Regions from separate parts of the Homo sapiens genome. Here all the other regions are linked to region 1. The links are chromatin loops, found by intact Hi-C in ENCODE. Cell type or tissue: OCI-LY7. All regions are shown on one strand. Links, peaks and the distances in the headings refer to the core of each region. The heading gives the core; the rest is flanking DNA.

Region 1 (10,734 bases), core at 7,190-9,689:
AGCAACTCCCTTGCCTCAGCTTCAGGCATGTGCCACCACATTCGACTAATTTTTTGTATTTTTAGTAGAGACAGGGTTTCACCATGTTAGCCAGGCTGGTCTCAAACTCCTGGCCTCAAGTTGATCACCCACCTTGGCCTCCCAAAGTGCTGGGATTACAGACATGAGCCACCTCGCCCGGCCAATGTTTTGTATTCTTTGAAAACCTCTTCATCCTTCTGTAGCTTGCTCAACACCTACTTTTTGCCACATTCCTGTTCATCTGGCTGGCAGAGGCACCTCCGCACTGACTTTCTCGGTCAGCACACAGCTTCCCTAATGCTCACATACTATGCTCACCTGAGCAGCTCGGTCCCTGATGAGGAAAAAGCCACCAGGCTGGAAATTAAACACCAGGTTGTGCCTGCACCTCAGGGAATGTCAGACTAATGTTTGATAATATTTCCCTTCAGGAGAGATCGGAGCTGGACTTGCCTTGCACCTTGTGCCTTCAAGCATTTTCCTTCCTTCTCAGGAGTCCTTTCCAACCCCCACCATCTGGTGTTTAATTGCTTTTGCATGCATTGACTTTCTCTGTACTGGTTGAAGGCTCCAGCTATAGGGAAGGCTTTTGTTTTTTAAAAATTCAAGGCAGGTCGGGCGCGGTGGCTCACTCCTGTAATCCCAACACTTAGGGAGGGCAAGGCAGGCAGATCAGTTGAGTTCAGGAGTTGAAGACCAGCAGTGCTAGCATGGTGAAACCCTGTCTCTACCAAAAATACAAAAATTAGCTGGGCATAGTGGCGGGCACCTGTAATCCCAGCCACTCGGGAGGCTGCGGCAGGAGAATCTCGAACCCGGCGGGCGGAGGTTGCAGTGAGCCAAGATCATTCCGCTGCATTTCAGTCTGGGCGACAGAGTGAGACTCCCATCTCAAAAATAAATTGAAGGCAGCCTTGGGATGGGAAATTGAACTCACACAACCAGGAAGGGCTTTCCCGCAGTCCCCGACACTTTCCAGGCCCAGGTCTTGGCCTGCTCTACCCAAGGTTTTTCCATTAGTGGGGATGGGTCTTACTAATCTGAGTCCTCTTGAGATTTGGGTTGTATTTAAACGGCTTTATTGCATGACGTGGTGGCTCATGCCTGTAATTCCAGCACCTTGAAAGACCAAGGTCGGTGGACCACTTGAGGCCAGGAGTTCAAGACCAGCCTGGCCAATATAGCGAAACCCCTTCTCTACTAAAAATAAACCAGGCATGGTGGCGCATGGCTGTAATCCCAGCTACTCAGGAGGCTGAGGCACAAGAATTGCTTGAACCCAGGAGGCGGAGGTTGCAGTGAGCAGAGATTGTGCCACTGTCCCAGCCCAGGGAACAAAGTGAGACCGAGACCCTGTCTCAAGAAAAAAATAATAAACAGGTTTATTGAGATATAATTCACACACAACACAACTCATCCACTTAAAGCATACCATTCACTGAGTTTCAGAGTTGTGCAACCATGAATGCAGCCTAATTTTAGAACATTTTCAGAACCCTGTACTCATTTAGCAGTCACTCCCCATCCTCTCCCTCACTCCCTTTCCCATTTCCTAGTAACCACAAATATACCTCTGTCTGTATCTTTACTGGTTCTGGACATTTCATTAAAATACAGTCATGGGATATGTGGCCTTTTGTGTCTGGCCTTCACTTAGTCAACATCCTGAGGTATTTTCTCCTTTCTTCCTCCTACTTGAAAGCTAGTGGCAGCACCCACTGCCTTGTGGCACCTGCTCCTGCCATCCCTCATCCTTCTGAGCTTGTCTGCTCCCAATCCAGCCTTGTTTCTGCAGCTCTCCCAGCTCCTCTTTCTGGTTGCCGATATTATCTGCCTCAGCCTGAATCTGGAAGGCTTCTAGACTCACAGTTGTCCAATACAGTTACCCACTAGGCACTGTAGCTTTTTTTGTTTAAATAACTAAATATGGGCCCAGCCAGTGGCTCACCTTACCTCTCCATGCCTGTAATCCCAGCGCTTTGGGAGGACGAGGCAGGCGGATCACTTGAGGTTGGGAGTTTGAGACCAGCCTGACCGACATGGAGAAACCCCGTCTCTACTAAAGATACAAAATTAGCCCCGCGTGGTGGTGCATGCCTGTAATCTCAGCCACTCGGGAGGCTGAGGCAGGAGAATTGCTTGAACCCGGGAAGTGAAGGTTGTGGTAAGCTGAGATCATGCCATTGCACTCCAGCCTGGGCAACAAGAGCGAAACTCCCTCTTAAAATAACAAAAATGTAGTACCTCGGTTTCACTAGCCACATTTCAAGTGACTGGTGGCTATCCTATTGGACAGTGCCGATACAAAACATTTCCATCATCACAGGCAGTGGCAGGACTGTTCTAGACAGTTTGCTGTTTTTGTTTGTTTGCTTGTTTGTTTTTGAGATGGAGTCTCACTGTTGCCCAGGCTGGAGTGCAGTGGCAGGATCTCGGCTCACTGCAGCCTCTGCCCTCTGGGTTCAAGCAGTTCTCCCGCCTCAGCCTCCCGAGTAGCTGGGACTACAGGCACCTGGCATCACACCTGACTAATTTTTCTATTTTTAGTAGAGACGGGGTTTTACCATGTTGGCCAGGCTGGTCTCGAACTCCTGACCTCAGGTGATCCGCCCACCTCAGCCTCCCAAAGTGCTGGGATTACAGGCGTGAGCTACCACGCCCGACCTATTCTGCTTTTAAGAAAACAAAGCCACCATTTATTAATCAGCCACAGCCACTGCATTCGTCCTCCCAGCAACTGGTAGCATAGGAAGATAGACTGAGGCACAGAGAAGCTGCAGTTCTTCTGTTCATGTGGCTAATAAGTAGGACAGTTGTGTTTTCATGCAGGCCAACCTGACCCCGTAGTCCTGTAGAACATATTCCTTTGAGGGGTCACTAAGGTGGACCCTGGGGTGCCCTGGTTTAAATTCCACCTCTGGGACAGAGCTTCATGAAGACAGGAGCCATACTTCATTTCTCACTGGAGGCCTCACCATTCCACACACACTGGCGGGTAAGTATTCAGTAGACATTTCTGTCACCATCCAACACAAATGACCGCCAAGTCCCTCAGAGCGACTTTACAGGAATTCTAATACAACTTCTGAGTCCGCTCACCAGGGGCCCTGCCACTTGAAGTTGGTGCCAGCACCTGTTTCAGTAGCAGGGCCCTGTGCTGTTAGAGGTTCCCCCTTGGCGGTCAGGGAAGGACCCAGGTGAGGGGAGCCTACCTGTGGCCATTCAGCCCTGAGAGTGCCACTAACCTGCCCTTCCCTAGAATGGGATGTGCCTGGAGCCCGAAACACCTGACAGCAATGACTTGTTTACAAAATCAGGTGAGGGTTTGAATTTTTTTTTTTTTTTTGAGATGGAGTGTCACTCTTGTTGCCCAGGCTGGAGTACAGCAGTATGGTATCAGCTCACTGCAACCTCCGCCTCCCAGGTTCAACCAATTCTCCTGCCTCAGCCTCCTGAGTAGCTGGGATTACAGGCGCGTGCCACCACGCCTGGCAAATTTTTGTATTTTTAGTAGAGATGGGGTTTCACCATGTTGGTCAGACTGGTCTCGAACTCCTGACCTCGTGAGCCACCACGCCTGGCCTTAATTTTTTTTTATTAAATGCAAAACATTTAGGTGGTTCTTCAAAAGGCTTAGAGTATGTTGGGGAAATCTTTGTTTTAAGGATTCCCTAATCCGGTAATACCAAGTCTACCATCAGCACCCCTGTGACCTTGGACAAATTACTTGATTCTCAGCCCCAGATTGTTCATCTGTTAAATGGAAACAAAAGCACCTGCCCCGTACAGTTGGGAAGATGAGAGATTGTCTCAAAAACTAGCCAAAGGGGCCGGGTGTGGTGGCTCATGCCTGTAATCCCAGCACATGGGGAGGCGAAGGCAGGGGGATTGCTTGAGCCCAGGAGTTCAAAACCAGCCTGGGCAACATAGCGAGACTCCATCTCTACAAAAAGAATAAATGCACAGCCGGGCGCGGTGGCTCACGCCTTTAATCCCAGCACTTTGGGGGGCCGAGGCGGGCGGATCACGAGGTCAGGAGATCAAGACCATCCTGGCTAACAAGGTGAAACCCCGTCTCTACTAAAAATACAAAAAAAAAAATTAGCCGGGAGTGGTGGCGGGTGCCTGTAGTCCCAGGTTCTCAGGAGGCTGAGGCAGGAGAATGGCGTGAACCTGGGAGGCGGAGCTTGCAGTGAACCGAGATGCCGTCACTGCACTCCAGCCTGGGCGACAGAGCAAGACTCCGTCTCAAAAAAGAATAAATGCACAAACAAATAGCCAAGCTACTGCCCCTGGCAAGCACTCATTAAAGTCGCTAGTAACAACAGTAAGTCATGGTTAAAAGTGAGCGAATGCCCCATCCCACAGCCCATTGATAACAGATGGGGTCATATGCTTCCAGGATTTTGCTTTTTTCTTTCTTTTTTTTTTTTTTTTTTTTTTGAGACGGAGTCTCGCAGTCTCGCTCTGTCACCCAGGCTGGAGTGCAGTGGCGCAAACTCGGCTCACTGCAAGCTCCACCTCTTGGGTGCATGCCATTCTCCTGCCTCAGCCTCCCGAGTAGCTGGGACTACAGGCACCCGCCACCACGCCCAGCTAATTTTTTGCATTTTTAGTGGAGACGGGGTTTCACCATGTTAGCCAGGATGGTCTGGATCTCCTGACCTCGTGATCCGCCAGCCTCGGCCTCCCAAAGTGCAGGGATTACAGGCGTGAGCCACCGCACCTGGCCGGATTTTTCCTTATAAACACAAAAAATAAGTAATTTTTGTTAATAAAAATGAGATCATGTTGAGATCATGCTGAGTATGGTAGCTCGGATTATGCCTATAATCCCAGCACTTTGGGAGGCTGAAGCAGGAGGATTACTTGAGCCCAGGAGTTTGAGACCAGCCTGGGCAACACAGACCTGTCTCTACAAAAAATTTAAAAAATTAGCCAGGTGTGATGGCACACACCTGTAGTCCAAGCCACTTGGGAGGCTGAAGCGGGAGGATTGCTTGAGCCCAAGAGGTTGAGGCTGCAGTGAGCCATGATCGCACCACTGTACTCCAGCCTGGGTAACAGAGCGAGACCCTGTTTCAAAAAAAAAAAAAAAAAATGGCTGGGTGCAGTGGCTCACGCCTGTAATCCCAGCACTTTGGGAGGCCAAGGCGGGCAGATCACGAGGTCAGGAGATCGAGACCATCCTGGCTAACACAGTGAAACCCCGTCTCTACTAAAAATACAAAACTAGCCAGGCATGATGGTGCATGCCTGTAATCCCAGCTACTCGGAGGCCGAGGCAGAAGAATCACTTGAACCCAGGAGGCGGAGGTTGCAATGAGCCGAGATCGCGCCATTGCACTCCAGCCTGGGCAACAAGAGCGAAACCATCTCAGAAAAAAAAGGCCAGGTGCGGTAGTTCATGCCTATAATCCCAGTACTTTAGGAGGCCAAGGCGGGTAGATCACGAGGTCAGGAGATCCAGACCATCCTGGCTAACACAGTGAAACCCTGTCTCTACTAAAAATACAAAATATTAGCCGGGTGTGTTGGCAGGCACCTGTAGTCCCAGCTACTCAGGAGCCTGAGGCGGGAGACTAGCTTGAACCCGGGAGGCGAAGCTTGCAGTGAGCTGAGATCGCGCCACTGCACTTCAGCCTGGGTGACAGAGTGAGACTCCGTCTCAAGAATAATAATAATAATAAAATAAAAATCACACCGTAATATACAGAATGTTTTGCAGCTTGTTTTTTTTTTTTTTTTTTTTTTAGAAGGAGTCTCACTCTTGTTAGCCAGGCTGGAGTGCAGTGGCACGATCTCGGCTCACCGCAACCTCTGCCTCCCGGGTTCAAGCGATTCTCCTGCCTCAGCCTCCTGAGTAGCTGGAATTAACAGGTGCCCGCCACCATGCCCAGCTAATTTTTTGTATTTATTAGAGACCAGGTTTCACCATGTTGGTCGGGTTGGTCTTGAACTCCTGACCTCAGGTGATCCACCTGCCTCGGCCTCCCAAAATGCTGGGATTACAGCCGTGAGCCACCACGCCCAGTCTGCAGCTTGCTTTTTTAAGTTACTATGCCCTGGGCTCCCTTCCATCTGGGTACACAGGTATCTACTGCTTCCTTATTTAGAGTCTACATAGCACTTCATGGTTATGAACACCCTTCTATCAGACACAGATTCTTTCTAGTTTTTCACTACCGTAAATAATAAGCCAATAGAGGGATGTTAGTTCAATGGCTTCTTTTCAAAGCAAGTTATCTTATCATCTCATTTGATTTTCACAGAAAACTTGCCAGAGAGGTGATATCTTTTTTTTTTTTTTTTGGAACAGAGTCTCGCTCTATCGCCAGGCTGGAGCGTAGTGGTGCAATCTCTACTCACTGCAACCTCCGCCTCCCGGGTTCAAGCGATTCTCCTCCTTCAGCCTCCCACGTAGCTGGGACTACAGGCACGCACCACCACGCCAGCTAATTTTTGTATTTTTAGTAGAGACAGGGTGTCACCATGTTGGGCAGGATGGTCTCAATCTCTTGACCTTGTGATCCGCCTGCCTCAGCCTCTTAAAGTGCTGGGATTACAGGCGTGAGCCACCACGCCCGGCCAATATCTTTTTAATTGGGGAAACTAACTTGGTAAGATGGGGAGACTTCCCAAGAATCCCGATAGTCGTGGTAGAGGGACCTTGGGACTGTCCCCTTCAGTTACATTTCGTCATGCATCTGGAGCAGGGGCTGCAACTGTGATGTACTCATGTGAAAGGAGGCCAGCATAAGACAAGTGGCATTTGGCTTCAGTGTCAAGGCGAGAACAGGGAGTCAGGGGTGCATGGTTCCAATGAATGAATTGGTAAGACATTCATGGTCTCTTGGGGCCAGACCCCGACCACTGGAGTGGTTGGTAGGCAGTCAAGGTCTGAGCATGCGTGAGTTTCCACTTTTTTTTTTTTTTTTTTTTTTTTTGAGACAGAGTTTTCCTCTTGTCACCCAGGCTGGAGTGCAATGGCACAATCTCGGCTCACTGCCACCTCCACCTCCCAGGTTCAAGCAATTCTCGTGCCTCTGCCTCCTGAGTAGCTGGGACTACAGGTGCATGCCACCATGCCTGGCTAATTTTTTGTATTTTCCATGGAGACAAAGTTTCATCATATTGGCCAGGCTGGTCTCGAACTCTTGAGCTCAGGTGATCTGCCCGCCTCAGCTTCCCAAAGTGCTGGGACTACAGGAGTGAGCCCCTGCACCAGGCCAAGCTTCCACTCTTCAAGAGAAGCAAGGAAATGTACATTTTTATGTAAAATCTCCTAGATAACACATGTTGCCAACCAACTCAGAAATATTTAGTCCTCACATGCCAGATTGTGACTCTTGCTTCAGGCCCAAACTTAATTTTCTACTTTTGATTATAAAACAGGGATCTAAAATGTGAGGTGTGCAGCTGGTACCTGGCCCAGCAGGCACTCTGGTGATAGCCCTGAATCCCCCGACTGTATCACCACCTTGTGAGGTTAAGTGGCACTGAAAAGACCATTTCATTTTGTGGCTGTTCCCTAACACCTTCCAGGGCTTTTCATCTACTGGGCACTGGTAAGCAAGTCTTAACTCTTTACCCTCTCCTTAATACATGCCTTCTGCCCACCCAGGCTACAGCTTTGGATAAGTTCCCAGTGACTTTGCTGTGCTTCAGGTAAAGATCGCAATGAATTCCGGAAAACTATTGTTCTGTTCTCCACTTTCTCCATCTCCCTTGTCCTCGCCTCCTTTCTAGTACAGTATAATGGTTAAGAATGGGAGTCCTGGCCAGGTGTGTTGGCTCACACCTGTAATCCCAGCACTTTGGGAAGCCGAGGCAGGCATATCACCTGAGGTCAGGAGTTCGAGACCAGCCTGGACAACATGATGAAAGCCCGTCTCTACTAAAAATACAAAAAAAAAAAAAAGCCAAGAGTGGTGGCACGTACCTATAATTCCAGCTACTCAGGAGGCTGAGGCATGAGAATCGCTTGAACCCGGGAGGTGGAGGTTGCAGTGAGCCAGGATTGCGCCACTGCACTCCAGCCTCGGCAACAGAGCTAGATTCCATCTCAAAAAAAAAAAAAAAAAGAACGAGACTCTACAACCACACTGCTTCTGGTCCCAGCTGTCTAGGACCAGCAGATGGCAGTGTAGTCTTGGGCAGGTCACCTTACCTCTCCATGCCTGTTTCCTCATTTGTAAACTGGAAGAAATGCTTAACTCAGAAAATGTTAGAATGTTAAATAGGATTCTCTGTTGGTCTCCTCTTACCTTGCCAGGGGCCGTGCCGTTAGTTACTAGTAGTACAAAGACAAGTAAACCACAGTCGTTGCCATAGAGGAGCATGCCCTTAACCTAACTACAGTCGCTGATTTCTGGAAAACGTGCTCAGAAATGAAATTTTTGAGGCCGGGCATGGTGGCTCACGGGAGGCTGAGGCGGGCAGATCACTTAAGGCCAAAAGTTCGAGACCAGCCTGGCCAACATGGTGGAACCCCGTCTCTACTAAAACTGCAAAACTTAGCCAGGTGTAGTGGTGCTCGCCTGTAATTCCAGCTTCTTGGGAGGCTGAGGCAGGAGAATTGCTTGAACCCAGGAGGCAGAGGTTGCAGTGAGCCGAGATCCCACTGTGTCCGCAGTTGGTTCCTTCTAGTGGGTTCGTGGTCCCGCTGACTTCAAGAATGAAGCCGTAAACCTCTGTGGTGAGTGTTACAGCTATTAAAGGTGGTGCAGACCCAAAGAGTGAGCAACAGCAAGATTTATTGTGGAGAGCAAAAGAACAAAGCTCCCACAGCGTGGAACGGAACCTAAGCGGGTTTCTGCTGCTGGCTTGTTGGGGTGGGGATGGGCTGGTCGGGGAGGCAGCTTTTATTCCTTTATTTGTCTCCACCCATGTCCTGCTGATTGGCCCATTTTACAGAGCACTGATTGGTCCATTTTACAGGGTGCTGATTGGTCCATTTTACAAATCTCCAGCTAGCTACGGAGCACCGATTGGTGTGTTTTTACAGAGCACTGATTGGTGCATTTTACAAACCTCTAGTTAGCTACAGAAAAGTTCTCCTAGTCACCACTCCACCCAGGAAGTCCAGCTGGCTTCACCTCTCACCACCACGGGCACTCCAGCCTGGGCGACAAGAGTGAAAAACTCCATCTCAAAAAAAAAAATAATAATAAAGAAGAAATGAAATGTTTCAAGGAAACATAAGGTACTCTGCTACCTAGAATAAGCGAGTATGGGCATATTCCCATCACTGAAGTCAGATGAGCAAAGACCTGTCTCAGGGAAAGGACAGCTTGATCCCATCAAGTTTTCAAGTTTTGAGGTCATTTGAGTTCCCCAGGAAAGAGGAAGGCTGTGGTCCCCAACTCTGTTGGGGTGTAGATGCAGGCCGCCCTTCCTCCATTCCTTCCTGCCAGAGACTCAATGTGAATAGTGTCTGGGCCTTGGAGTGGGGAGAATCTGCTGGCCCTTCACACCTTCGCTGTGGGCCCAGCTTCCCTCCCATCTGCAGCTCAGCATCAACCCAGGCCTCCCTGAGATGAGAGAAGACCCCAGCCAGCTCTCCCTCCCTTTCCCAGGCTTAGGAGCACTCCTTTGGGGAGTCCAGGTGGCCTTGCCCAGCCACCTGTCCCAGAGCCTGCTCCCACTCTGCCTCTGTTGAGCCTGGGGCATTTGCCTTCTGACCCCCAGAGCGTCCCCTCTGACCCGTTGGGCTCTCAGGAAGCAGGCCGTGTAGTTGCTCTGAATTTCCCGGTGAAGCCGTCTTTCCTCCGCTTCTTCCCCATTCACCGATATTTGACATTTATTGAGGGGCCACAGTGTGCCGGGCCTTGCTCTGGGAATACAGTCAGTAATGAAGGAGACAAAGTCCTGCCCTGGGTTAGGGCCCAGCCATATGACCTCATTTGAGTGAAGAATAAAGACATTCAGCAAACAACCTCACTAATATAAAATTATAGAGAGGCTGGGCGTGGTGGCTCACGCCTGTAATCCCAGCACTTTGGGATGCCCAGGCCAGCGGATCACTTGAGCACAGGAGTTCAAAACCAGCCTGGCCAACATGGTGAAACCCCGTCTCTACTAAAAATATAAAAATTAGCTGGGCATGGTGGCATTGCCTGTAATGCCAGCTACTTGCGAGGGTTGAGGTGGGAGGGTGGCTTGAGCCCAGGAGGTCGAGGCCTCAGTGAGCCTAGATTGTACCACTGCACTCCAGCCTGGGCGACAAAGTGAGACCCTGTCTCAAAATAAAATTATAGAGATAAGTCCTGTATCAGAATGCAGTGTAATTCAATGAGAGGATAATATGCTGATTCATCCTAATTATGACTTACGAGGCAGAGTGTGGGTGTGGTGAACAGAGAAGGAATTAGGAGGTGCAAAGGCCCTGGGGCAGACAGGTAGGCAGGTACCAGAATGTAACAGTTGCCATATTACTCACACTTCTGCTCCAAGCATATACCTAAGAGAAATGAAAACATGTCCCCATAAAACCTAGTACATGAATTTTTTATTTTTTTGAAACAGGGTCTCGCTCTGTCACCCAGGCTGGAGTGTAGTGACATGATTGCGGCTCACTGCAGTCCAAGCTTGTAGGCTCAAGCGATTCTCCTGCCTCAGCCTCGCGAGTAGCTGGGACCACAGCTGTGCACCACCACACCCAGCTAATTTTTTTTTTTTTTTGTATTTTTTGTAGATATGGGGTCTCGCTAT
Region 2 (10,734 bases), core at 39-2,538, 80 kb after region 1:
TCCATTATGGAGCCTCTGCAGTGTGTCAAGGTGCGGGGTTCATTTCTTCCATGGTTATCTGCTGGTTCTGTCCTTGTGGTCTTCTTTATAAACAAGGAAACAGGCTTAGGGTGCTAGGAGACTTGCACAAGGTCACACGGCTGCTGGGTGGAACCCAGGTCTGTCCGCTCCAGGTCCTGTGCTTTTTTTTCTGCCCCTGCCTAACTACCCACCTCCTCCTCTCTGTTCTCGTCACTCTCTGTCCCAAACTCCCCGCCGGCACATCCGCACTTCCTGCCATGTGTGGTTGGCAGGGTTTCCTAACTGTGGCACTGCTGACATTTTGGGTGGGATGATTCCTGGGTGGGCTGTCCCGGGTACCGTAGGAAGCTTAGTGGCATCCTTGCTTCTACCTACCACATGCCAGGGCCATGGCCAATCATGACAACCAAAAATGTCTCCACCCATTGGCAGATCCCCCCGGGAGGCAAAATCACCCCTAATTGGGAACTGCTGGGCCGAAGGAAAACCTATGAGAACCTCTTGTTCAGCAGAGGCCGAGGCCCCCAGTTTGCTGAAGTGGGAGGAAGAGGCCTGGGCCAGGGTGTCCTTCTGTCTGTCCAGTCCTTCTGGGTCTGACTGTCTGCCCCATAGCCCAGCCTCCGTCCTGGAGCAAATTCAGGGGATGGGAGAGAGGCATTAGGTGCCTGGGACCTGAGCAGGGGGCTGCGGGAGGTTGCCCAAAGTGGATCTTGGCTTATTGATGTAGACATCCCTGACCCAAAGCGAGGTGGCCTAGTCAGTGGGTGAGTCGTCACTGGGGAATTCCTCAGGGCGTCTGGGACCCGGGCAGACCAGCGACTGGGGTGTCTGCACCTCAGAGGGCAGAGGCCCACAGCCTAGGAAGGTGTCACTCCTGAAGGCCACCCCTGCGGCCAGTCATGCCTGTAGCTCCATTCTGCAGATGCACCTGTGGCGGTCTAAACCTGATGGGCCCAGCTAGGGATCCACATGTGCCTGGTCCACATTTAGGGCCCCAGATTCATCCGGAACTCAGACTGGAAGCCATATCCCAGGGGTAGGCGGATATGCCTCCAGGCCACAGCTGGGAACGCACAGGCATCTTTTAGAATCTTTCAGGGCTAGAAAGCCTTTAAAATATCCTTTTTAATTCCTTCAAGCTTATTTGTAATTATGTAAAAAACACATCCTCTTGGTGGGAAACCCAGGCAATGTAGAGAGAAAGTCCCCCTCCCCCAACTCCATCCCCAGCTCTCCCTACCAGAGTGAAGAGCCCGGTCTGGGGGACCCAGAGACCACGCACCCACCTTCCCAAGCGGTTCCAGGACTCCAGGAGGTCCCGCTGGGCCCTGGGACAGGCGCCCCCTGGTGGCTCGGGTCACCACAGACAGTGCTGTCAGGCCTCCTCCAACAAGGACGCATTCTCCCTGGCCCAATCCCTCTTCAGTTCACTGGGCTTGGGTGCGTTTCCTTTGGGCCTTTTGCAGCCTCAGTTTTCCTTCCTGTAATATGAGGGCGCTGCCCACATAGCTGGAAACCAGTGAGCCTGGGGCTGGGCCTGATGGAGTGAGCACTTTAGAGAAAGCATGTGTTTTCGTGGCTCAGGGTCCAAGCAGGTTCCTTATATCTCAGGTGGGACTCTAGGAATGACTCCTGATTGGATGCCTGGGCACCCCATGTTGGTCATGAACCCCTAGTTCCTCCAGAGACTCCACCAGTGTTCCCAGGTGTCCTCGGCCTTGGCTCTGTCCCACTCTTAATCACTGCCAATCAGGGCATTTGGGCTGTCCTTTTCTTTTTTTTTTTTTTTTAGGACAGTCTTGCTCTGTTGCCCAGGCTAGAGCGCAGTGGCCCAATCTTGGCTCACTGCAACCTCCGCCTCCTGGGTCCAAGCGATTCTCTTGCCTCAACATCCCAAGTAGCTAGGATTACAATCGTGCACTACCATGCCTGGCTAATTTTTGTATTTTTAGTAGAGATGAGGTTTTACCATGTTGGCCAGGCTGCTCTCAAACTCCTGACCTCAAGTGATCCACTTGCCTCGGCCTCCCAAAGTGCTGGGATTACAGGTGTGAACCACCGCGCCCAGTCTGTCCCTTTTTTTTGATACGGAGTCTCGTACTGTCGCCCGGGCTGGTGTGCAGTGGCACAATCTTGGCTCACTGCAACCTCCGCCTCCCGGATTCAAGCGATTCTCCTGCCTCAGCCTCCCAAGTAGCTAGGATTACAGGCGCCTGCCACCACGCTCAGCTAATTTTTTGTATTTTTAGTAGAGACAGGGTTTCACTATGTTGGCCAGGCTGGTCTCGAACTCCTGACCTGGTGATCCGCCTGCCTCAGCCTCCCAAAGTGCTGGGATTACAGGCGTGAGCCACTGCGCCCGGCCGGGCTGTCCCTTTTTATACCCGCTGGAAGGTATCGTCTGAAGACTCAACCATAGAGACCCCCACACACTTCTGTCAATTCCTGCACGTCCTCTTTGTCCACATTTTTAGGTACTGAAGCTTAGTGAAAAAGCTTTGGCCCAGCCCTGGCTCCATCACTTACCAGCTGTGAAAACTTGGGGCAAGTAACATAACCTTTCTGAGTCCCTATTTCCCCATTTATAAAACTGACAGCATGAAAATACTTACCTCCTAGGGCTGTGATGATTCAGCGAGGTAAGGCATATAATCTCTGAGGTAAGGTAACGTGCAGAGGACGAGGCCCGTGCTAGCTTCACTGCATTCCTCAAGGCAGGAGGGACAAAGCGGCTGGGGAGTGGGAAAAGCACAGAGGGCTCTGTGAGAGACCAACTGGGTTATTTTCCACTGACCCAGGGGACAGTCAATCTGCCACCCACCCCCACATCCATGCACTCACCCTCCCATCCACCCACCTACTCGTCCATCCTGCCAGCCGCTTCCCATCTGATCCACTTTTCCTCCCTATTCCATCCATTAAATAGTTTCTGAGTATCAGACACTCTTGTAGGCTCTGGGGAGTCCATGATGAGCACCAGACAAGGCCACTGCTCTCACAGAGCTCACTCTCCAGCGAGGGGATGGGGACATAAGGAATTAAATAGGCTGGGGCGTGGTGGCTCATGCCTGTAATTTCAGCATTTTGGGTGGCTGAGGTGGGTGGATCACGAGGTCAAGAGATAGAGGCTATCCTGGCCAACATGGTGAAACCCCATCTCTACTAGAAATACAGGTGGTGGTGCCCACTTGTACTCCTAGCTACTTGGGAGGCTGAGGCAGGAGAATCGCTTGAACTCCGGAGGCGGAGGTTGCAGTGAGCTGAGATCGCGCCACTGAACTCCAACCTGGTGACAGACAAAGCGAGACTCCAGCAAAAAAAAAAAAAAAAGAATCAGACAAAGAGACCATTTTCTGCAGATGTAATGCGGAGTGTCTACATGGGGGGCTGCTTTCATTTGAGTGGTCAGGGAAGGCCTTTGAGGTGGCAGCTGAGCTAAGAGAAGGAACTCGTAATTCACATGTGACCATAGGTAGGGGAGAGGTATTCAAGGTAAAGGGAACAGAAAATGCAAAAGCAGAAAGGACCCTGACAGAGGACCAGAGAGGCCAGTGAGCACAGGGCAGGGGACAGAAAGGGAAGCCAAAGGGGTCAGCTGCTCACGCAGGGCGAAGGCCATGGCAGGCATTTGGATTTTATCATACACACCATGGGAAGCCACTGGGGAGTTCTGAGCAGGGAAATGACATGACCATGATCTGAATAACCTTCTGTGTATGTGTGTGTGCTGAAAATTTAAATACATTTACAATCTTTTTTTTTTTTTTTAAGACGGAGTTTCACTCTTGTTGCCCAGGCTGGAGTGCAGTGGTGTGATCTTGGCTCACTGCAACCTCTGGCTCCCAGGTTCAAGCGATTCTCCTACCTCAGCCTCCTAAGTAGCTGGGATTACAGGTGTGCACCACCATGCCCAGCTAATGTTGTATTTTTTAGTAGAGATGGGGTTTCACCATGTTGGCCAGGCTGGTCTCAAACTCCTGACCTCAGGTGATCCTCCTACCTTGGCTTCCCAAAGTGCTGGGATTATAGGCATGAGCCATCACGCCTTGCCTTTTTTTTTTTTTTTTTTTTTTTTTGAGATGGACTCTCGCTCTGTCGCCCAGGCTGGATTGCAGTGGTGTGATGTCAGCTCACTGCAACCTCCACCTCCCGGGTTCAAGCGATTCTCCTGCCTCAGCCTCCCGAGTAGCTGGAACTACAAGCGAGTGCCACCATGCCCAGCTAGTTTTTTGTATTTTTAGTAGAGGCAGGGTTTCACCGTGTTAGCCAGGATGGTCTTGATCTCCTGACGTTGTGATCCACCCGCCTTGGCCTCCCAAAGTGCTGGGATTACAGGCGTGAGCCACCGTGCCCGGCCTCCAGTCTTTCTATTCCAGTGCTATGTAAATGTACAAATGAAGATGTGGAATAGAGACTTAGAGCATTATTTATTGGCAAATATTTATTGAGTGCCTTTGATGTGTCAGGCAGCTTGATTTTTCAGTTAGAGATATATTTTATTTACTTGTACAATCAGAATTCAACTTTAGTCATTCACAACACACACACACACACACTCACATTTCTCCACACATCCCCAATTCATTACTCTATATGGTAACATTTGTTAAATCAGTATTTGAATTTTCCACTGTTATGACCATGTGGCTATTACTCACAGCTGAGCCACATGGCATCCTTTCTTTACCTGTACTTTCTCATATCCATATTTCTTTTAATTATTATTATTTTTTTATGAGACAGTCTCACTCTGTCGCCTAGGCTGGAGCACAGTGGCGCAATCTCTGCTCACTGCAGCCTCAGCCTCCTGGGTTCAAGCAATTCTCCTGCCTCAGCCTCCTGAGTAGCTGGGATTACAGGTGCCCGCCACCACGCCCAGCTAATTTTTGTATTTTTAGTAGAGATGGGGTTTCGCCATGTTGGCCAGGCTAGTCTTGAACTCCTGACCTAGTGATCTGCCCGCCTCGGACTCCCAAAGTGCTGGAATTACAGGCGTGAGCCACCATGCCTGGCCTTTTTTTTTTTCTTTTTTTTGAGACGGTGTCTCTCTGTGTTGCCCAGGCTGCAGTGCAGTGTGCAATCTCAGCTCACTGCAGCCTCCACTTCCCGGGTTCCAGCAATTCTCCTGCTTCAGCCTCCTGGGTAGCTGGGATTACAGGTGTGTGCCACCATGCCCAGTTAATTTTTATATTTTTAGTAGAGGTGGGGTTTCACCATGTTGGCCAGGCTGGTCTCAAACTCCTGACCTCAGGCGATCCACTGGCCTCAGCCTCCCAAAGTGCTGGGATTACAGGCGTGAGCCACTGTCCCCGGGCCTCATCCCCATATTTCTGAGGGGAAATGTAGCAAGGAGATAAGAACTCTTCTGAAACCAGGCTGCTGAAACTCATCCCCCATCTCCTCCATTGCTATCCGGGTGACCATGGGCAAGATCTCCAACCTCTCTGTGCCTCAACTTCTTCATGACAATACCAACTTCACAGGATGGCTGTAAGGACTGAACGAGCTACTGTATGTCAAATGCTTAGAACAGTGCCTGGAAATAGCAAATGTTTTGTACAGATTTGTTATCATGGTCGTCTCCTAAGAAAGGGTGTGTGGGAGGTGAGGTTTTTGTTGTGGTGGTGATGGTTTTATTTTGTGTTTTGCCTCATGTCTTTTATTCTATGCTGTCACTTAATTAATCATAGTTTGGCTGTGTATGGAAATCTAAGTTGAAAATCATTTTTTCCCTTAGAAATTGGAAAGCATTTTTCTACTGTCTTCTGGTTACTAGAGTTTTTCCTATGAAGTCTGATACCACTCCATGTTCCTTTAAATTTCTTTTATAATTAACCTAGCTTTTTGTTTGTTTCATTTGTTGTTTTTTTTTTTTCTCTCTCTCTCTTTTGTTTTCTTTCTCTGGAAGTTTTTAGTATCTTTTCCCAATGTCTCATGATTCAACTGAGTAAGCTTTTTAAAAGGTCACTCTGGGTGGAGAGCAGATGGAAAAGAGGCAAGAATAGGAGCTGGAAAAAAGAACATTGAGGAAACTATTGCAATAATCCAGGAAAGAGATGGTGGTGACCTGGACAAGGGTGGTGGCAACAGAGACAGAAAGGGGGGGACAGATTCAAGATAGACTTTGAAGGGCTTACAGGATTTGCTATTGTTTATTATGCTTTTTGTTTGTTTGTTTGCTTTTTTGAGACAGTCTCACTCTGTCACCCAGGCTGGAGTGCAGTGGCGTGATCTCGGCTCACTGCAACCTCTGCCTCCTGGGATCAAGTGATTCTCCTGCCTCAGCCTCCCGAGTAGCTGGGATTACAGGCATGCGCCACCACACCTGGCTAATTTCTTTGTGTGTATTTTTAGTAGAGACAGGGTTTCACCATGTTGGCCAGGCTGGTCTTGAAGTCCTGACCTCAGGTGATCCACCCGGCTCAGCCTCCCAAATAGCTGGGATTACAGGAATAAGCCACCATGCCCAGCCTATTACTCTTTTTAATTGTGGTAAAATACACATAATATTAACCATTTTTTAAACCATCTTAACCATTTCTTTACATTTTAAGTGTATAGTTCTGTGATATTAAATATATTCACGTTATCATCACCATCCATCTCTATAATTATTTTCATCTTGCAAAACGGAGACTCTGTATTCACTGAACAACAGCTCATTTTCCCTCCCCCCAGCCTCTGGCAGCTACCATTCCACTTTCTGTCTCTATGAATTTGCCTATTCTAGGTACCCCGCATGAGTGGATTCACACAGTATTTGTTCTTTTATGCCTTCATTTAGCATAATGTTCTCAAGGCTTACCCATTTACCCATGGTGTAGCACGTGTCAGCATTTCCTTCATCTTTAAGGTTGAATCATATTCCATTGTATGCGCGCGCCACGTTTTGCGCATGTGCCACGTTTTGCGTATCCAGCCGTCCGACACTTAGGGTGTTTCTGCCGTTTGGCTATTGTGAAGAACGCTGCTATGAAGAAGGGTGTGGAAAGACCCTGTTTTCAATTTTTTTGGATATATACCCAGAAGTAGGATTGCTAGATCATATGCTAATTCTATTTTTATTTTTTTGAGACGGAGTCTCACCCTGTCACCCAGGCTGGAGTGGAGTGGTACGATCTCAGCTGACTGCAACCTCCGCCTCCCAGGTTCAAGTGATTCTTCTGTCTCAGAATCCCGAGTAGCTGGGATTACAGGTGTCCACCACTATGCCCGGGTAATTTTTGTATTTTTAGTAGAGACAGATTTTGCCATGTTGGCCAGGCTGGTCTCGAACTCCTGACCTCAGGCGATCTGCCCGTCTTGGCCTCGCAAAGTGCTGGGAATACAGGTGTGAGCCACTGCGCCCGGCCTATTTTTAGTTTTATTAAAAATTAAACCATCGGCCGGGCACAGTGGCTCATGCCTGTAATCCCATCTCTTTGGGAGGCTGAGGCAGGCGGATCACAAGGTCAAGAGATTGAGACCTGGCTAACATGGTGAAACCCCATCTCTACTAAAAATACAAAAAATGAGCCAGGCGTGGTGGTGGGTGCCTGTAGTCCCAGCTACTCAGGAGGCTGACGCAGGAGAATGGTGTGAACCTGGGAGGTGGAGCTTGCAGTGAGCTGAGATTGCCCCACTGCACTCCAGCCTGGGCGAGAGCAAGACTCCGTCTCAAAAAAAAAAAAAAAAAAAAAAAAAAAAATTTAACCATCATCTATTTCCCATAGTGGCTGCATCATTTTACATTTCCAACAACAGTATACTAATATCCTAATTTTTCTGCACCTTCACTAACACTTGTTATTTTCTTTTTTTCTTTCTTTTTTTTTTAACTAGAAGCTATCCTAATGAGTGTGCTGGGATTTGCTATTTACGATAGGATTTTTTTTTTTTTTTTGAGGCAGAGTCTCACTCTGTCGCCCAGACTGGAGTGCAGTGGTGTGACCTTGGCTCACTGCAACCTCCACCTCCCAGGCTCAAGTGATTTTCCTGCCTTAGCCTCCCAAGTAGCTGGGATTACAGGTGCATGCCACCACGCCCGGCTACTTTTTGTATTTCTAGTAGAGACGGGGTTTCACCATGTTGACCAGGCTGGTCTCAAACTCCTGACCTAAAATGATCCACCCACCTCGGCCTCCCAAAGTGCTGGGATTACAAGCATAAGCCACCATGCTTGGCCTACAATAGGATTGATGAAGAAAAGAGTTCCAAAATGTGAATTCTATCCATCCATCCATCCATCCATCTATCCATCCAATTTCCATATACTTCTTCATCCTTTCATAGCACTAACCATCTACACATTCATTAATTTATTCACACACCCATCTAATCATCCACTTAGCCACCTTTCCAACTATCCTTCCCTCTACCTACCAAGCCCTCCATCTTGCACTGGCCTATCCATCTAATAAATATATACTAAGTATCTTTTATATGCCAGGCACATTGCTAGATGCTGTGGAATGAATAAAACACAGGTTCTACAAGATCCATCTTTGTAACAAGGAAAAGAATTAAAACTCTAATAATTAGAATCCAAGGTAGAGAGTAACAAGTGCCCCGAAACCTTCAGTTCTCTGTTCTCTGAGCCTGTTTCTTTTCTTTTCTTTTCTTTTCTTTTCTTTTTGAGACAGCGTTCCACTCTTATCGTCCAGGCTGTAGTGCAATGGTGCGATCTCTGCTCACTGCAACCTCCATCTCCTGGGTTCAAGTAATTCTCCTGACTCAGCCTCCTGAGTAGGTGGGATTACAGATGCCTGCCACCACGCCCAGCTAATTTTTTTTCTATTTTTAGTAGAGACAGGGTTTCAACATGTCGGCCAGGCTGATCTTGAACTCCTGATGTCAGTTGATCCACCTGCCTCGACCTCTGAGCCTGTTTCTACGTCTGAATAATTTTCAGGAGAGGCTGGGCTTCGGGAGCCCTAGTCTAGTGGTCTGTGATCTTCTGAGAAGGTTTTTTTCTTGGCCCCTCCTTTCCTGATTCCTCATCTTTCTTCTCTGTTTTGATCACACTTTTGCTCCCCTGGGAAGAGCCCAGGGCTTCAGGCTGGAGGTTCTGTTCTGAGGAGATAAGGTCAGCTGAATGACACTTAAGGCTTGACATTTTTTGTGGGGTTGTTTTGAATATGATTTTATTTTTATACTGGTGACGTACAGGTGTTAGTGACACCAAAAAAGTGAGTAAGACTAGGGATGTGTGGGTAGGACTTTGGCCCCAGATTAAGAACTGGTTTAGAGAGAGGAAATGAGAGATGAAGATGAATGGGTCATTTCTGGCTGGCTGGATGATAGTTGGATGGATAATGGTTCCATGATGAATGGATGGATGAAGGATAGATGGGTGGATGATGGGGGGATGAAGGATGGATGTAGGGTGGATGAAGAATGACAGGTGATGGGTAATGATGGTGGTCAGGTGGATAAAAGTACTCATTAAAATCTCTCAGTGTTGGCTGGGTGCAGTGGCTCATGCCTGTAATCCCAGCACTTTGGAAGGCCAAGGCGGGTGGGTCACAAGGTCAGGAGTTTGAGACCGGCCTGGCCAACATGGTGAAACCCCATTTATACTAAAAATACAAAAATTAGTTGGGCGGAGTGGCAGGCGCCTGTAGTCCCAGCTACTTGGGAGGCTGAGGCAGAAGAATCACTTGAACCCAGGAGGCGGAGGTTGCAGTGAGCCGAGATCGTGCCACTGCATTCCAGTCTGGGCGAAAGCATGAGACTCCATCTCAAAAAAATAAAATAAAAAATCTCTCAGCGTCACCACAGGTCTTACTGAAAGTTTTCATTAATCATCTTGTTTCTCAGAGGTGCTATGGTATAGTGGTAAGATTTCAGTCCTTGGGGTCAGATACAGGTGGGTTTGGGTCCTGATTCTATCAATATCTGCTGCAAAGGACTTAACTTCTCTGAGCCATAGATTCCTCCTATGCAAAAGATAGATTATACTGTAGTGGCCACCTCCTGAGTGCTAGGGTTAGGATTAAATGAGATAATGTGGATTGAACACTTAGCACAGTGTCTGGTATATAAAAAATATGCTAAAAGCTAACTTTTGTTGATCATTTAATCAAATAGCGATTGAGATCTACTGCCTGTTGGGTGCCTACCGGTCTGTAGAAATGAGGGTCCAGAGCCATGTCCAGATGTTATGCAAATGACATTATATTCTTTCGAGGAGCTGAGAGTCATGCTAAGGGGGCATATGGGTGACCCCTGAATGGATGGTCTGGGTGGCCCAGTGAAGGGACATAAAGAAATAAAGCAATTTGTTCTCGAAGAGTCATCCGGAAATGGGGTCCAAAGAGTCCAGGAGTGCTGACCTCTGCACTAGGAAGGATTCCTTGTATTGTGTTCTCACAGAGGGCTCTGTATTTGGAATATTTCTGCCTACCAGACAGTATTTATTACATAATTGCCTGAGCACCAAATCACAGGTAAAGGCGAGGTATCCATTGGGCCTTCTGAAACCTTAATTGTAGCTCGGGAGTCTCAGTTGCAGCCTTCAGGAGACCCCAGGTGGAATTCCAGAGTTTTTGTGAGCACAAAACCTCCTTGGGTGGCTTTAGATGCAGAGTCCCAGCTCCCCTTAGTGCTTCTGCTTCAGTGGGTCTCCAGCAGGATCCCACATTTACAGGCTTTTCCAGCCTCTCCAAGTGATGGATGATGGTGGACTGAGACCAGCTTTGGGAAATGCTGGCCTCAGGCTGGGACCACCACAGT
Region 3 (10,734 bases), core at 5,376-7,875, 400 kb before region 1:
CGCTCTGTTGCCCAGGCTGGAGTGTAGTGGCGCGATTTCAGCTCATTGCAACCTCCGCCTCCCAGGTTTAAGCGATTCTCCTGCCTCAGCCTCCTGAGCAGCTGGGATCACAGGCACGTGCCACCACACCCGGCTAATTTTTTTGTATTTTTAGTAGAGACAGGGTTTCACCATGTTGGCCAGCCTAGTCTCGAACTCCTGACCTCAGGTGATCCACCCGCCTTGGCCTCCCAAAGTGCTGGGATTATAGGCATGAGCCACCACGCCCGTCAATCCTTGTATCTTGAAGCATATCTGTGATTGTTTCCTTAGGATAAAACTCTGAGTGAAATTGCTGAGTCAACTGTACTGTACACATATTTTTATCCACTAGAGATTGTTCTTTTGAAATGTTATAGATGTTTTTCTGACTTTTTAAAGATGTTTATACCTATACCTTTATCTTAGCATTTTCCTAGTTGTGAACCAGGAAACCTAAGAGATCATGAAGCCCAGAGGCCTCATTTTACAGATGAGGAAACTGAGGCCCAGAGAAATGAAGTGACTTGCCAAGGCCAAGTGGTTAGTTAACAGTGGGAACTGGAACCCCTATTTGTGTCAACAGCAATCCCTACTGAACTGTCCCGGGGTTTGGCCAAATGAAGTAAAATTTTCTGGCTCATGGTGGAATCAGTGATCAACAGCCAGACCTGCATCTTTCTATTTCCTGTAGGTAAATACAAGGGTTTGCTTCCTTTGTTTTGGATATGGTTGCTAGGAGCTAAAAGCATTTTAAAATGTTTAAAGAATGGATTCAGACACAACTAATAGAATTGCCTGACTAAATGCCTGGGCAAATCACTTTTTCTTTTTGAGGTACTCCTTTCTTTTTTTTTTTTTTTTTTGAGACAGAGTCTCACTCTGTCGCCCAGGCTGGAGTGCAGTGGCATGATCTCAGCTCATTGCAACCTCCGCCTCCCGGGTTCAAGCAATTCTCCTGACTCAGCTTACTAAGTAGCTGGGATTACAGGCACACACCACTACACCTGGCTAATTTTTGTATTTTTAGTAGAGACTGGGTTTCACCATGTTGGTCAGGCTGGTCTTGAACTCCTGACCTCATGATCCACCCGCCTTGGCCTCCCAAAGTGCTGGGATTACAAGGGTGAGCCCCCGCACCTGGCCTTTTTTTTTTTTTTTTTTTTTTGAGTCAGAGTCTTGCTTTGTCACCCAGGCTGGAGTGCAGTGGCATGATCTTGGCTCACTGTAACCTCCATCTCCCAGATTCAAGAGATTCTCCTGCCTCAGCCTCCCAAGTAGCTGGGATTACAGGTGCCTGCCATCACACCCGGCTATTTTTTGTATTTTTAGTAGAGACGGGGTTTCACCATTTTGGCCAGGCTGGTCTCAAACTCCTGACCTCAAATGATCCACCCACCTCAGCCTCCCAAAGTGCTGGGATTACGGTGAGCTACTGCTTTCTAATCAGAAAATTCAGAATTCCAATGCCTCCTTTTAGTCTTCTGACAGGCACCTAGGAAAAATCAAGTAGTTAGTGCAGATAGATCTGAGGAAACCTTAGAAATATCATTTAAGGAGGCCGGGCACGGTGGCTCATGCCTGTAATCCCAGCATTTGGGGAGCCCAAGGTCGGGGGGATCACCTGAGGTCAGGAGTTGGAGACTAGCCTGGCCAACATGGTGAAACCCTGCCTCTACTAAAAACACAAAAATTAGCCAGGCATGGTGGTGGACGCCTGTAATCCCAGCTACTCGGGAGGCTGAGGCAGGAGAATCGCTTGAACCTGGGAGGCAGAGGTTGCAGTGAGCTGAGATCATGCCACTGCACTCCAGCCTAGGTGACAGAGCAAGACTCTGTCTCAAAAAAAAGAAAAGAAATATCATTTAAGGAAAAGGCATTTGAATGAGAACAAAGGGCACATTTTCTGTTAAGTGGTCTGTGGTATCCCAAGAAAGTTCATTTCCTTGCCCCTGTGGTCTTTAGACAAGGAAAATCCCAGACTTGGCATTAGTAAGGAAGAAGAGGGCGATGGAAAGGAAAGGAGAGAATTGTTAGACTTCTTGGCTGGAATTCAGAAACAAATAGTTCCAGAGCCTGGCATTGTCGAGGCCAGCGTCAGGACCAGCCCAAGGAGGCAGACAAGGAATATTACCGTTACTGACTTGGCTCCACATACCGTTACTCAAGAGAAACTGGTGCGTAAGCAAGATCCTGGAGGATGCGAGAGAAATATAAACAATCACTGGGTGTGGACCTGTGGCTGCCCATAGAGGCTTTGCCAGCTCTGAAATTGTAGTCACACATTTTGACTAATTTAATTGCCAGAAATTCTTGCAAGATTTGGGCAGTGACAAATGCAAGCCAAAACAAGACTAAAGTCTGGGGGTTTGGAAAAGCATTGGCCTCTGACCTCAAACTGGAGCCTCTCATCAAAGTTCTAACCCCTATTCGGGTCACTGAGCATCCTTGCTCTGAGACGTGGAAGTGACTTATTTTATTTGCCTATAAACATCTTTCGGCACCTGCACCAAATTGAAACTTGGCAGGCAAAATGAGGAAGGAGTGATACTTCTAAAAACTCATCCTATTTTTATGATTTGAAGCTTTTTATTCTTTGTAGGGGTAGCACAGGAGAAGGATATTAAAAAAAAAAACTCTCAGGAGCAGATGAAAAGAGAAAAGAATGAAACAGACTGCAAAAATCTCTCAACTGATATTTATTGCCATCATTATTTTGCAGAGAAAGACATAAAGACGTGAGCACATTGATTGGCATTGCCCATGATCATGCAGCAACAAAGGAAGTGATAGCCCTGAGGTTTTAAGACAGAACCGAATGAGAAGGGAGGGTTTGAAGTGGGTGCAACTTCAAGATGGTCTAGATATAGGTGAGAATCTCTACTCAAATATCTGAATTTCTAGCCTCTTAATTGTATTGTACACTTTTATATTAAAAAGCACTTCTGAGGCCAGGCACAGTGGCTCACACCTGTAATGCCAGCACTTTGGGAGGCCGAGGCAGGCAGATCACTTGAGGTCAGGAGTTCAAGACCAGCCTGACCAACATGGTAAAACTCTGTCTTTACTAAAAATACAAAACAATGAGCCAGCCGTGGTGGTGCGAGCCTGTAATCCCAGCTACTTGGGAGGCTGAGGCAGGAGAATCACTTGAACCTGGGAGGCAGAGGTTGCAGCGAGCCTTGATCATGCCACTGCACTCCACCCTGGGTAACAGAGTAAGACCCTGTCTAAAAAAAAAAGCACTTTTGGACTCTATACATGCAAATAACCCTTTTTACTGGATCAACTTTTGATCTTGATTTTTTTTTTTTTTAAACAGGGTCTCTGTTGCCCAGTAATGTGATCTCAGCTAGCTCACTGCAGCCTCAACCTCCCTGGGCTCAGGTCATCCTCCCTCCCACCTCAGCCTCCAGAGTAGCTGATACTACAGGCATGTACCACCACACCTGGCTAATTTTTGTACTTTATGTAGAGATGGGGTTTCGCCATGTTGCCCAGGCTTGTCTCAAACTCCTGTGCCCGCCTCGAGTTCGAGACCAGCCTGGCTAACATGGCGAGACCATGCTTGGCCCACCTTGTTTTTTAAGACTAATATTGGCCAGGCGCGGTGGCTCACGCCTGTAATCCCAGCATTTTGGGAGGCCAAGGCAGGTGGATCACCTGAGGTCAGGAGTTCAAGACCAGCCTCGCCAACATGGTGAAACCCTGTCTCTACTAAAAATACAAAAATTCGCTGGGCGTGGTGGTGAGCACCTGTAATCCTAGCTACTCGGGAGGCTGAGGCAGGACAATGCTTGAACCCAAAAGACAGAGGCTGCAGTGAGTGGAGATGGTGCCACTTCACTCCAGCCTGGGCAACAGAGTGAGACTCTATCTTAAAAAAGAAAAAAAAAAGACTAATATTAAACATATTTTACTGAGATGAACTTAACTGCCCCTACTGAGGCTACCTGCACATCTGGTTCTTTGTTGATGCCTCCAATTCCACCACTAGAGTTTAATCCCTTTGAATGAGATGGTAAGTGGAGTATATAGATAACGTGCCAATTCCAGTCAGCTGATAGCTCTCTGAATCACTCTGTTGAAAATGATACCGAGGCAGTAGAAAAGGACTCCCACAACTGATTAGCAAGAGAGGGAGGAGGGGCAATGCCCTACCAGTTAAGGTAGTGTATGTTGCCATGACTTACCTCTGGGAAAGGCAATTTATGAAGTTTTTATAGTCATCAGCACCTCAGTGTGAATTACTATAATGTCAACTCATTTCCAGTTATACCAGAGCTAGTTTTAATAGGTAAGGCATTCATATTTTCAGAAGTAAAACTCAGAACATATGGTTCAAGCGAGGATTTTTTTTTTTTTTTTTGAGATGGAGTCTTGCTTTGTCGCCCAGGCTGGAGTGCAGTGGTGCCACCTTGGCTCATTATGGCACCACTGCAACCTCCACCACCCAGGTTCAAGCAATTCTCCTGCCTCAGCCTCCCTAGTAGCTGGGATTACAGGTGCATGCCATCATGCCTGGCTAATTTTTTTTATATTTTTAGTAGACGTGGGGTTTCACCATGTTGGCTAGGCTGGTCTTGAACTCCTGACCTCAAGTGATCTGTCGCCTCAGCCTCCCAAACTGCTGGGATTACAGGCGTGAGCCACCTCGCCCACCTTAGCAAGAGTTTGTTTTGATTTTGTGAATTAAATTACATGTAAGCTCCTACAAAGATACAGAAGTAACATTTAACTAATCATATAATGAATCATAATTGAAATTTACAGAAAATTGGCTGGGCACAGTGGCTTACGCCTGTAATCCCAGCACTTTGGGAGGCCAAGGTGGGGGATCACTTGAGGCCGGGAGTTCGAGACCAGCCTGGCCAACATGGCGAAACCCTATCTCTACTAAAAATACAAAAATGTTGTTAGAGGTACACGCCTGAAATCCCAGCTACTAGGAGGATGAGGCATGAGAATTGCTTGAACCTGGGAGGTGGAGGTTGCAATGAACCAAGATTGCACCTTATACTCCAGCCTGTGTGACAGAGTAAGACTCTGTCTCAAAAAATTTAAAAAAAAATTTTTAAAAGGCCAGGCATGGTCGCTCACACCTGTAATTCCAATACTTTGGGAGGCCGAGATGGGAGGATCACCTGAGGTCAGGAGTTTGAGACCAGCCTGGCCAACATGGTGAAACCCCGTCTCTACTAAAAATATAAAAATTAGCTGGGCGTGGTGGTGCACGCCTGTAGTCCCAGCTACTTGGGAGGCTGAAGCAGGAGAATCACTTGAACCTGGGAGGCGGAGGTTGCAGTGAGCAGAGATCAGGCCACTACACTCCAACCTGGGCGACAGAGTGACACCCTGTCTCAGAAAAAAAAAAAAAAAGTAAAAAAAGAGAAATTTATAGAAAATATTACCTGAAAGGTGAAAACAATCCAGGGTGTATAGTTCCCAAGGATAAGTCCAAAGCACAGGAGGGTCAAGTCTAGGTGGGAGCCCTGGGCTTTCAGGGCCCCTCAAAGGCCCTGGAGTCTAAAGTCATGGTGGTTTCCTAAGTGGGTAGAAAGAATACTGAAAACGGAATTGAGAAGTCACTGACATACTTCATTTATTCCACAATTCTGCTTTTTTTTTTAGAAACAGAGTCTCGTTCTGTCACCCAGGCTGGAGTGCAGCGGCACAGTCATAGCTCATTATAACCTTGAACTTCTGGGCTCAAGGGATCCTCCTGCCCCAGCCTCCCAAGTAGCTGAAACTACAGGTGTACACTACCATACTTGGATAATTTTTTTTTTTTTTGTAGAGATGGAGTCTCACTATGTTGCCCAGGGTGGTCTCAAACTCCTGGGCTCAACCAATCCTCCTGCTTCAGCCTCCCAAAATGCTGGGATTGTAGGTGTGAGCCACCATGCCCAGCTGATATTTTTAACCTATGGGCAAAATGAAAGTAAAGCCATGTTTTCCAAAATATATTCTCAAAGAACAATGGTCCAATGAGTTGCCCCTTGAAAAGAGTATTCTGTATGTCAAAGAGTCTGGAAAGCAGTATCATGCATAAGGCCTTCTTGGAACTTCACAAAGCTATTATATTAATGTCTTTGAAAAGTTCTTCAAGAAAGAAATATGTTTAACTTTATTTATCATCATTTCCCACACTTGTTTAAACCACCAAATTCTTCTTTCAAGGAGTAGCTATCAAGTTGGTTATGAAAATCTGCTTAAAGTTCAATTAACAGTATTGTTCAGCTGAGCGCAGTGGCTCACACCTGTAATCCCAGCACTTTGGGAGGCCAAAGTGGGTGGATCACGAGGTCAGGAGTTCAAGACCAGCCTGGCCAAGATGGTGAAACCCTGTTTCTACTAAAAATAAAACAATTAGCCGGGCGTGGTGTCGGGCACCTGTAATCCCAGGTACTCAGGAGGCTGAGGCAGGATAATCACTTGAACTCAGCAGGCAGAGATTGCAGTCAGCTGAGATCATGCCCCACTGCACTCTAGCCCGGGCAACAGAGCGAAACTCCGTCTCAAAAAAAAAAAAATAAAGAAAAAGTCCGGGCGTGGTGGCTCACGCCTTCGGGAATCCCAGCACTTTGGGAGGCCGAGGCGGGCGGATCACGAGGTCGGATGTTCAAGACCAGCCTCACCAACATGGTGAAACCCCATCTCTACTAAAAGTACAAAAATTAGCCAGGTGTGGTGGTGCGTGCCTGGAATCCCAGCTACTCAGGAGACTGAGGCAGGAGAATCGCTTGAACCTGGGAAGTAGAGGTTGCAGTGAGCAGAGATCGCGCCACTTCACTCCAGTGTGAGCAACAGAGCGAGACTCCATCTGAAAAAAAAAAAAAGTATTTAAATAAAACTTGCTGCACAATATTGGTAACATTCTGCATTTTGTTTCTAAACGAAGTCACTACCTAACCACTAGATGGCAATATGATTCAATTTATGTTATAACCATCCCCCAGAACATTAATAGTTCAAAGGGTATTTGAGTTTTCCAAAAATGCATATATGCACTTATTCATTCATTTAATTATTCCTCAAACATTTATTAGGTAACGTGAAGTTCCCGGAATTCTGATGGATGTTGGAGATAAGACAGTGATCTAAAGCTAAAAAGTGTTCACTGTCAAAAAATGTAATTCCTAGATTCCTATAAAACCGAAACATGCCTCATCAATTTAACATTTTTTTCTGAGAAAAAAATGAAAAAACATTACTACATTAAATATGTACATTGAGGCCGGGCGCGGTGGCTCATGCCTGTAATCCTAGCACTTTGGGAGGCTGAGACGGGTGGATCACTTGAGGTCAGGAGTTCGAGACCAGCCTGGCCAACATGGTAAAACCCCACCTCTACTTGAACCCAGGAGCTGGAGGTTGCAGTGAGCCAAGATTGAGCCACTGCACTCCAGCCTGGGCGACAGAGTGAGATTCTGTCTCAAAATTAATTAATTAATTAATTTAATTTAATAAAAATAAAAATAGCAATCATGTATTTAGCTCATTAATATGCAATTTGGACAGGGCTCAGTGGTCATGACTCATCTGTGCTCTACAAAATATCTGGGACCTGGGGACTTACCAGGCATCTCTCACTTCAAGTAGAATTAGAGTCTCTGTGTGTGGTCTCTCCCTGCAATCTGCCTAGGATGGCCCCGGCGTAGCCAAATTTCTTACATGGCAGCTTGCTTCCCCTATAGCCAGTCTTCAAAGAGAGATGTAGACTCTCTTAAGCTAGGCTGGCACAGCATCACTTTTGCTGTATTATATTCCTTATAGCAGTTACAGAACCCTCCAGATTTAAGGGGAGGGGACAAAGAAGGCTACACTTCTGGATGGGAACAATGTCAAAGAATTTGTGGCCATCTTTCTTTTGCCATATGGATATATGAGATTTGGGTGTTGGGATTAAAAGAGAAAAGTCCAGGGTAATTACTAGATTTCTAGACTGGGCCACAGTGGTGATGTCCACACAGATATAGACTACATGTGAGAGTATATAGTGAGACTATATAGAGAGGGGTAACATTTTGGATATGTTGAATTTGAGATGTCCATGGGAAATCCAAGGGGCATCAAGGAGGCAACTGAATATAAAAGGCTGAGAACTCGGCAAAAGAGGTCTGACCTCTAGATATGAAAGTGGAAATAATCAGTCTTCGGAATAGTTCTCTCTACTGTGGCACATCAGTGTCATGAGCAGTTATAACTTAGATAACCAGGAATTTGTAAATAATAACAGTTGAAGTGTGGCCAGGCGCGGTGACTCACACCTGTAATCCCAGCACTTTGTGAGGCCGAGGCAGGCAGATCATGAGGTCAGGAGATTGAGACCATCCTGGCTAACACTGTGAAACCTCATCTCTACTAAACATACAAAAAAAATAAGCCAGGCGTAGTGGCAAGCACCTGTAATCCCAGCTACTCAGGAGGCTGAGCAACTGGAACAGTGCTGGTAACTGCGATGGGGAAAGTAAGTGTGGGGAGAGAGGTTAGGACTTCAGTTTCAGACATGTTACATCTAAGATACAAAATAGGCCGTTGAATATATAAACCTGGACTTCGGGGGAGAAGCTTAGACTGGAGGTATACATTTGGGGATGATCGGCATATAACAATGCAGTATTTAAAGCCAGAAGACTGGGTGAGATTCTCAGGGGAGTGTTTGTAGATGGAAAGGACCAAGAACTGAACTCTGGACACTCCAACATCAAGAGGTTGGGGAAAAGAGGAGCATCTAGGAAAGGAGTCTGAAAAGGAACAGTTAGTGAAATAGGTAGAATCAAGAGAGTGGCGTCCTTGATGCCACATGAAGAATGTGTTTCCACGAGGAAGGAGCAAGCAATTGGTCAAATTCTACAAGTAGTCAAATAAGCTTAGAAATAACAGTTCAGGCCAGGTGCTGTGGCTCACGCCTGTAATCCCAGCACTTTGGGAGGCAGAGGTAGGAGGATCGCTTGAGGCCTGGAGTTTGAGACCAGCCTGGGCAACATAGGAAGACCTTGTCTCTACAAAAAATAAAAAATAAAAAATTTGGCAGGGCATGGTGGCACAAGCCTGTGGCCCCAGCTACTCGAGAGGCTGAGGCAGGAGGATCACCTCAGCCCAGGAGTTTGAGGCTGCAATGAGCTGGGATCACATCACTGCACCCCAGCCTGGATAACAGAGCAAGATTATGTGTCAGAAAAAAGAAATAGCAGTTTAGTATTAGACAGATAATGTGGATGCCATTGATAACCCGGAAAAAAGCAGTTTCAGCAAGGCAGTAGAAGCAAAAGCCTGAAAAACATGGATTTAATGAGGCCAGATGCAGTGGCTCACGCCTGTAATCCCAGCACTTTGGGAGGCCGAGGCAAGTGGATCACTTGAGGTAAGGAGTTCGAGACCAGCCTGACCAACATGGTGAAACCCTGTCTCTACTAAAAATACAAAAAACATTACCCAGGCAGGGCAGCGCATGCCTGTAATCACAGCTACTTGGGAGGCTGAGGCAGGAGAATCTCTTGAACCCAGGAGGCGGAGGTTGCAGTGAGCCGAGATTGTGCCATTGCACTCCAGCCTGGCCAACAATAGCGAAACTCCATCTCAATAAAATATATATATATATATATATATATATATATATATATATATATATATATATATGAGAATGAGAGAGAAGGAATTAAAACACTCTTGAGTTTTGCTGTGGGTGAGAGGAGAAGAGATATGGAGTAGTAGCTGCAGAGAGTGGAGGTCGAGGGAATGTTTGTATGCTTAGTACATACAGTACTAAGAGAAAAGGGGAAAAGACTGAAAATGGAAATAATTGAATTGCTAGAATGATGTCCTTGAGCAGGTGTTCTAAGGAAGTAGAAAGGTTGTCTCTGCATAAGCTCAGAGACAGTTTATAGTAACAGGAAGGGAAGGCAAAATATGTGGTTACAGATGCTGGTAGGTGGGGAGATGTCATTATAGAGGAAGTCCTCCCTTCCTCCTTCCTTCTTTCCAGATGGGTGTCTTTCTGGCCATGCTGGAGCACAGTGGCAGGATTGTAGCTCACTGTATCCTCCAACTCCTGGGCTCAAGAAACCTCCTATAGCTGGGACTACAGAGGCACACAACTATGCCTGGCTAGTTTTTTAAAAATTTTTATTAGAGATGGGGGTATGTTGCCCAGGCTTGTCTTGAACTCCTGGCCTCAAGCCATCCTTCCATCTCAGCCTCTGCTTTAATTTTCTAAATGAAGAAGCAAGCTGAGAGTCAGGATGACAAAGGAGGCAATGGAGGTTATAGGAGTTATGAAATATTCATTTAGAACAGTAAATGGAGAAGGCAAATACAATGTGTTTGCTGGGCAGCATTATGGGCCCACTCAAGGTACATGGTCCTGATGGAGTTACAGGGAGGCATGTCAGTATGGGTGTATAGTTTTCTGTTTTCTTTCTTTTCTTTTTTTGAGACGGAGTTTCGCTCTTGTTGCCCAGGCTGGAGTGCAACGGCGAGATCTTGGCTCACTGTAACCTCCACCTTCCGGGTTCAAGCGATTCTCCTGCCTCAGCTTCCCAAGTAGCCGGGATTACATGAGCGCACCATCATGCCCAGCTAATTTTTCTTTTTTTCTTTCTTCTTTTTTTTTTTTTTTTTGAGACAGTCTCGCTTTGTCACCCAGGCTGGAGTGCAGTGGCGCGATCTTGGCTCGCTGCAACCTCCACCTCCCAGGTTCAAGCGATTCTCCTG

Evidence for each region. A loop is a pair of places that touch in the nucleus more often than their neighbours do. Peaks named below come from ENCODE experiments on the same cell type or tissue, not always from the same donor. Only the 100,000 strongest peaks of a DNase experiment are listed, where the experiment ranks them.
Region 2: a loop joins it to region 1, with 2.3 times the contacts of the local background. A loop is called at or near these places in 92 of 110 quality-filtered maps.
Region 3: it touches region 1 in a loop (10-fold over the local background); 4 of 110 quality-filtered maps call a loop at or near these places.

Annotation. Positions count from the first base shown.
Region 1 is chr11:47,451,817-47,462,550 of GRCh38, reverse strand. No RefSeq gene overlaps it. Among named protein-coding and RNA genes, the nearest start is that of RAPSN, 8.0 kb to the right of the region's middle. RefSeq lists an enhancer at 6,639-7,138. In OCI-LY7, for the core only: a CTCF peak has its summit at 8,167 (motif pointing right); a DNase peak (open chromatin) is centred at 8,150.
Region 2 is chr11:47,364,723-47,375,456 of GRCh38, reverse strand. All of the region lies in intron 2 of SPI1 (Spi-1 proto-oncogene), which reads left to right. Among named protein-coding and RNA genes, the nearest start is that of SPI1, 8.5 kb to the left of the region's middle. RefSeq lists an enhancer at 790-1,291 and a silencer at 9,506-9,681. In OCI-LY7, for the core only: CTCF peaks have their summits at 1,171 and 1,379 (motif pointing left); a DNase peak (open chromatin) is centred at 1,366; H3K27ac peaks cover 942 bases.
Region 3 is chr11:47,849,750-47,860,483 of GRCh38, reverse strand. No RefSeq gene overlaps it. Among named protein-coding and RNA genes, the nearest start is that of NUP160, 6.8 kb to the right of the region's middle. RefSeq lists enhancers at 10,045-10,094, 10,125-10,174. In OCI-LY7, for the core only: a CTCF peak has its summit at 6,917 (motif pointing right); DNase peaks (open chromatin) are centred at 5,613, 6,483 and 6,923; H3K4me3 peaks cover 1,027 bases; H3K27ac peaks cover 701 bases.